Regions from separate parts of the Homo sapiens genome. Here region 2 is linked to region 1. Evidence: chromatin contacts called from ENCODE Hi-C or POLR2A ChIA-PET data. All regions are on one chromosome and are shown on one strand. Each heading gives the region's core, a stretch centred on a gene start or an enhancer-like site at or near the end of the contact. The rest is flanking DNA. Distances are from core to core; before and after follow the strand shown.

Region 1 (2,700 bases), core at 128-2,627:
TATTCAGAATATTCGTAATGAGAAAAGTGAAATTAAAGCAAAATACCACTTAATACCTATTAGACTGCAAAAACTAGAAAGCTCAATGACGCCAACACTGTTTGTAGCAGCATTGTTTGTAATGGCCAAAAAACTATTGGAAGTACCCTAAGTGTCTATCAACAGTTAAACAGGCTGTAAGAATTACTACAGTGACAAATTCACTGGAATGCAATACAGCAGTGAAAACAATTTATGAATGCATGAATTCAGAATTCATATGTATGAATCTCAGGACTTTAATGTTAAATTAAAAAGTAAGTTACGGAAAATATACATTCAATATAATTCCATTTACATAAAGTTCAAACTCATTCAAAATTAAACAATAATTATAGATTCAAATATATAAAGTTACAAAGAAAAGCAACAGAATGATTACCTAGAGTGGTGACTAACTTTGAGGGAGGCTATTTCAGAATTTGAAAAGACATAAAAATTAAAAATAAAATTGAAACATTATGAATACAAAGAAGTAAACAAAGAGCAACAAAGATAGCAGAGTTTTATATCAAATGAATGGTACCAATAAGTGTACTAACGAACCTTAAAGAAGAAACTATTGACTGAGCGCTTATCAGGAGTGTCCAATCTTTGGCTTTCCCTGGGCCACATTGGAAGAATTGTCTTGGGCCACACATAAAATACACTAACATTAATGATAGCTGATGAGCTAAAAAAAAAAAAATTGCAAAAATATCTCATAATGTTTTAAGACAGTTTACGAATTTGTGTTGGGCTGGATTCAAAGCCAGCATGTGACCTGTGGGCTGGACAAGCTTGGCTTAGACAGTGAGAAAGACTTCCTATGGAGGAAACACGGCATATGACGGCTCTTTAATAAAAGATCTAGAAAACAAAAACAGAGAGGGAGATGAGTAAAAGAGCATTCTTCATGGCATAGTGGAAGAATGCTGACATACTTTCACACAGGGTTAGAAAGAAGATTGTCAAGGGTCAAATTGTGAAGGGTGAAGGAATTTGGGAAGGCACAGAAAGTTGGAAGCTACAATGTGCTGAATTGAAAGAGTAATCTGACAGACACATAAAGTGTCATGAATACATTAGGGACGGCAGTGAGGACACTACAGCGTTAATCCAGGTCTGTAGTGATGAAGACTTGGCCAGTGATAAGAGGAGTGGAATAATTTTTAAAGCACTTACCATGCTTGATGGGTATGGCTGTAGTTTTAGAAACAGTAAAATCATTTTATAATTATCCAGCCAGTGTGTTAAAGGGGAGATATAACTGCAATGCTATAGTAAAGAAGGAATAAAGCTGTGCATGGTAAGGATGAGGGGCAATCAGCTCAGCTAGCCAAAACCGTTATCTCTTCCTGGCTGTCCCATAAAGCAGAAATCAAACACAGCCTCCTGCCATTAACTCTAAGTCCAGAGTTGAGGTAAAGAACAGAAATGTGAGAGTGACTTGTTTTCCTTTTAATCTTAAGACTCCCTGTCCAGAGACTGCTTGCATACGTTTTATTCTCTTTTATCTACTGCCACCTAGTGTAGACAGAAAATTATTTACCTAGAAAATACAATCTAGTTGCACCATCTGAAATTGAAACTGCTCAAGAAATCTAAATCACGTAGAGTCAGCACCTGTCATTAAAAAAAATCCTTGACCTACAAGTTGGGAAACAAGTCCTGATGTAATTAACAGTATTTAACTGCGTAAGTTGCTGCCACATAAGTTAAATAGAGCTGGAAGTTCTTACTAAGTAACATTTATAGTCCTCTCCATAAAGAAAATATGCTGAGGGGGTGATATGGTTAAATTCTTTGCTAGCTAACTCTCAGGAATACTAACAGTACCTTGTAGCTCCTGATATTTATTAAAGGGAAGAATATGTTAATAATTAGAGCTGCCTTGAAATGAAGTGGGCTGCCTATGAGAGGCCAAGTTCTCCATGGCTGAACAAGGGTATATAACTGGGACTAATGAATGAGGTAAAGGTTAGCCTGTATGACCTCAAAGGTACCATCCCACATCCCCCATTGAGGTTCTCTGTGTCCATGATACTGAGGAGTCCACGAACATAAAACCTCTACTAATAAATTCCATAAGCCTTCACTAGACTACAAGCTTCTAAAGAGCAAGGAGTATGCCCATCTTGTTCACTGCTGCATACTCTAAAGCTAGTACAACGTCCAGCACACAGATACTTTAATATCTGTTAACAGGATAAAATGTAATTTTGTTTATATTGAAGCATTACATCAAAGTGGTTAAAAACACAGAATGGAACCAGAGTGCCTGGGTTGAAATTCTACTGCTGCCACTTACTAACTTTAAGATTTAACTAACATAGACCTCAATTTCTCATGGGATAATAGTGGTACTTATTTCACCGAGATTTTAGGAATATTAACTTAATTTGTATAAAACACTTAGAACAGTCTTGTATAACTGTTAGACTTTATCATCATGTAATGAACATTTACTGAGGCCTGAAACAGTATAAACATATACCCCAGTTAGAAGTAGAATACAAAATGGATAGACAAGTGGTCATTTTAAAAAATCATAAATGGTGATGTTTTCAACCTTATTAGAAGATTGAGATAAAAACCCAATCTCAGACTTAAAAACTTAAATTGATCACTTGTACTTTTCAACAATGAATCATGGTCAGACTATCACAAAATATTATTATA
Region 2 (2,700 bases), core at 93-2,592, 330 kb before region 1:
GTTTTTGAATTAGGCTCTAGAAACTGTTTCTTTTATGACTAAATGGATTTCTTGCCATTTTAGAAGCCAGTCTCTACACTGTTTTAAAATTTACTTTAAAGAAGGACCTGGGAAACTCTGGGATTTCTAAATAGACAATACTTGCTCATTGTTCCAGAACCATCTTACAGGCGTTCATTACTTTTTCTGATATTTATTTGAAACTTGAGGCTTAAAAATAACATCTAGTCGTCAGATGGAAGCTTCAATGTACTCTTTCATTATGTAAGTACTAAGGATGATACAAACAAAAAAAAATGCAGGCTAAGGTCATGGCTTTTTACAGTGTACAATTGAGGTTCAAGAGAAAATTTATAGCACTAAACCTGGGTGACATTCTTCCATGATGCACTAGTCCACCCAATTGAATTTTTCATGACTGGCATCCGTTTTGATTGGTTGGAATATGTGCTATGTTAATGGTTAAGTATTTTACCATCTAGCTCAATTCTTTATTTCAAAAATACATCAAGCCTCAAAGAAGTTCAATGATTTTTCCCGGAGTCATACAGATATTAGATAGCCAAGAGTGGGTCTGGTCATTTGAATTCTACTTCAATATCCTTTTCACTAACATATAATCATCCAATTATGTGCAACCATGACCTATGTTCTATTAAGACCCCACTGTTACGATAACAAAAGAAGGGCCTTATAAATCAATATCATAGCTTAATTATTTTATAGCATTTAACATACCGTAAAAACACATAGACTGTTATAGCTTATAATAAACACAAATATCTTTTCTCTGACCATAGCATAATAGAAACTAAGCTCAGAAGGATTTATCTAGGAACAAAAGAAGGAAATTGAAATGTACTAGTTTCTCTGGATTTAGTCCTGATTGTCACTGATAATTCTGTGACTTTGTGCATGTCCTTAGTTTTCACATAGGAAACTGGGCAAGTCTAAAAGATAGGTGCTTCAGTGAGATTCTCAGGTGAGTGGTTGAATTAGGTGACAATTAAGATCCATTTCAACACTGAGATTATATTATTACCTGATCTGTATACCAGGAAATTAATTTAAAAGACCCTCCTCACTGACCCTATCAAGGAGCCCTACTTCCAGCACAGATGATCACAGTGAATTCCACCCACAAAGCAGCTCTGATACGGAGAAAACCAACTCACAATTTCTAACAAGCCATTGTAGCAAAGACTGTTTGCCTTCCACCAATATTTATGTGCTCCTTCTTTTTACTATTAATAATATAATTCCCCACCCAAATTTTCACTAGGTTCAAAGCTTTCCAACTTTAGATGGCAATTCCTAGGCTCTCTTGCAACTGGGTGTGGTTTTGTGACTAAGTTCTGACTAACAACCTGTGAGCCAGAAATGATGTGTTAAGGGTTCTTGTAGATTTTGCCCTTAACTAGAAGAGATGTGCCCTTCACTTCCTCTTTTCCCCTTCTCACCAGCTAGAGAAGAGTTGCTATAGCCAATTTGGACACAGAGATGGAAGCTGTGTGTTAAATATAACAGAGTTAATATAACAGCCCTGCATTGCCTATTCTGGACAGACACATGAGGGAGAAACTTATTTTGTTTAAGCCACTGCACCATGAGTCTCTATTTTAACAGCTTAGATGTTTTGCCCAATGGCACAGTTATAGTGAGTTCTGCCATGGAATACAAATGAGGACTCCAAGAAGAATGCATCAGTCTTAGATTCTATTCAGTATTACCTGCCTACAGCATTCCAGTTCCACTTACACAGAAATACTTTTAATCATAAACTAAGACATCTCAAGCTTCAGAATTTATAGGAAGATTTGCTGATTCCTAGGGCCAATGACAGTTTTAACCCAATATATGCTTTAAAATAATTAATGGTAGAATGAGTCTTTACAGTTAACATATTGTAGTCAAATATTACTTTTCAAAAATTCCAATGTCAATAAATAGTCCTTCACTACAGAAACACAGTGCTTTAAATAAAAACAGTAGGGTCACCAGAAACAAAGTTGTCAGTGTTGGGTTGCTATAGCTACCAGGTTATCTTTATAAAAGTGTGTCTTCAAATGGAAGAGATTTGTGAATCCTGAAATCCCAGGAATGTGAGGACCAGAATCTGCTAAGTTTTCTGCCAGCATACTACCAGAATTATCCACAAAAGTTTCACTTACTGGTCAGTTCACTGCCACGTCTCTCCTTCAATGCTGGGCCAATTTAGAAATCATTATGTCAGTATTGTTAAATCAAGTTTTGTCTAAAGCTGCCTCCTTACATATTTTAAGTTTGCCCTAAAGTTTTTTCTGTATATCATAAACTATAACCTATGGAGTTCTATACAGACTCTAGTATACTCTTGTACCAATAACCGAGTTTTGGCCAATCAAAAGTGGCCAGCTGTCCAAACTGTGTTCAAATGAGACAAACATCGAGCTGTAACCAATCTGGATGTTTCTGTATCTCACTTCCATTTTCTGTATGTCACTTTCCTTTTTCTGTCCATAAATCTTCTTCCACCACGTGGCTGCACCGGAGTCTCTGAGCCCACTCTGGCTCGGGAGGCTGCCTGATTTGCAAATCATTCTTTGCCCAATTAAACTATTTTAAATTTAATTTGGCTAAAGTTTTTTTTAACAGTATGTAAGCCAAGACCTGATATTCTAAAACACCTGCTTAACAATAAAGAACGAGCCGAATTTGTGC

Evidence for each region. Hi-C counts contacts between places; a loop is a spot of excess contacts on that map. ChIA-PET counts read pairs that join two places held with the same protein, here RNA polymerase II (POLR2A). Pooled maps may share reads with other maps.
Region 2: a loop to region 1 is called in a pooled map, with 2.6 times the contacts of the local background. The contact joins two enhancer-like sites. A Hi-C loop is called at or near these places in 3 of 168 maps with a recorded cell type or tissue (A673, left cardiac atrium and naive thymus-derived CD4-positive, alpha-beta T cell) and 8 of 50 pooled maps. POLR2A ChIA-PET finds 5 or more read pairs at or near these places in 1 of 52 experiments (endothelial cell of umbilical vein).

Annotation. Positions count from the first base shown.
Region 1 is chr12:89,460,419-89,463,118 of GRCh38, forward strand. All of the region lies in intron 9 of POC1B-DUSP6 (POC1B-DUSP6 readthrough), which reads right to left. The region is part of intron 9 of POC1B (POC1 centriolar protein B); the gene reads right to left. Among named protein-coding and RNA genes, the nearest start is that of GALNT4, 63 kb to the right of the region's middle. Within about 2 kb of position 1,378, at least 3 of the 41 ENCODE cell types and tissues checked have a DNase peak (open chromatin) inside an H3K27ac peak, as active enhancers do.
Region 2 is chr12:89,134,794-89,137,493 of GRCh38, forward strand. No RefSeq gene overlaps it. Among named protein-coding and RNA genes, the nearest start is that of LINC02458, 120 kb to the left of the region's middle. Within about 2 kb of position 1,343, at least 3 of the 41 ENCODE cell types and tissues checked have a DNase peak (open chromatin) inside an H3K27ac peak, as active enhancers do.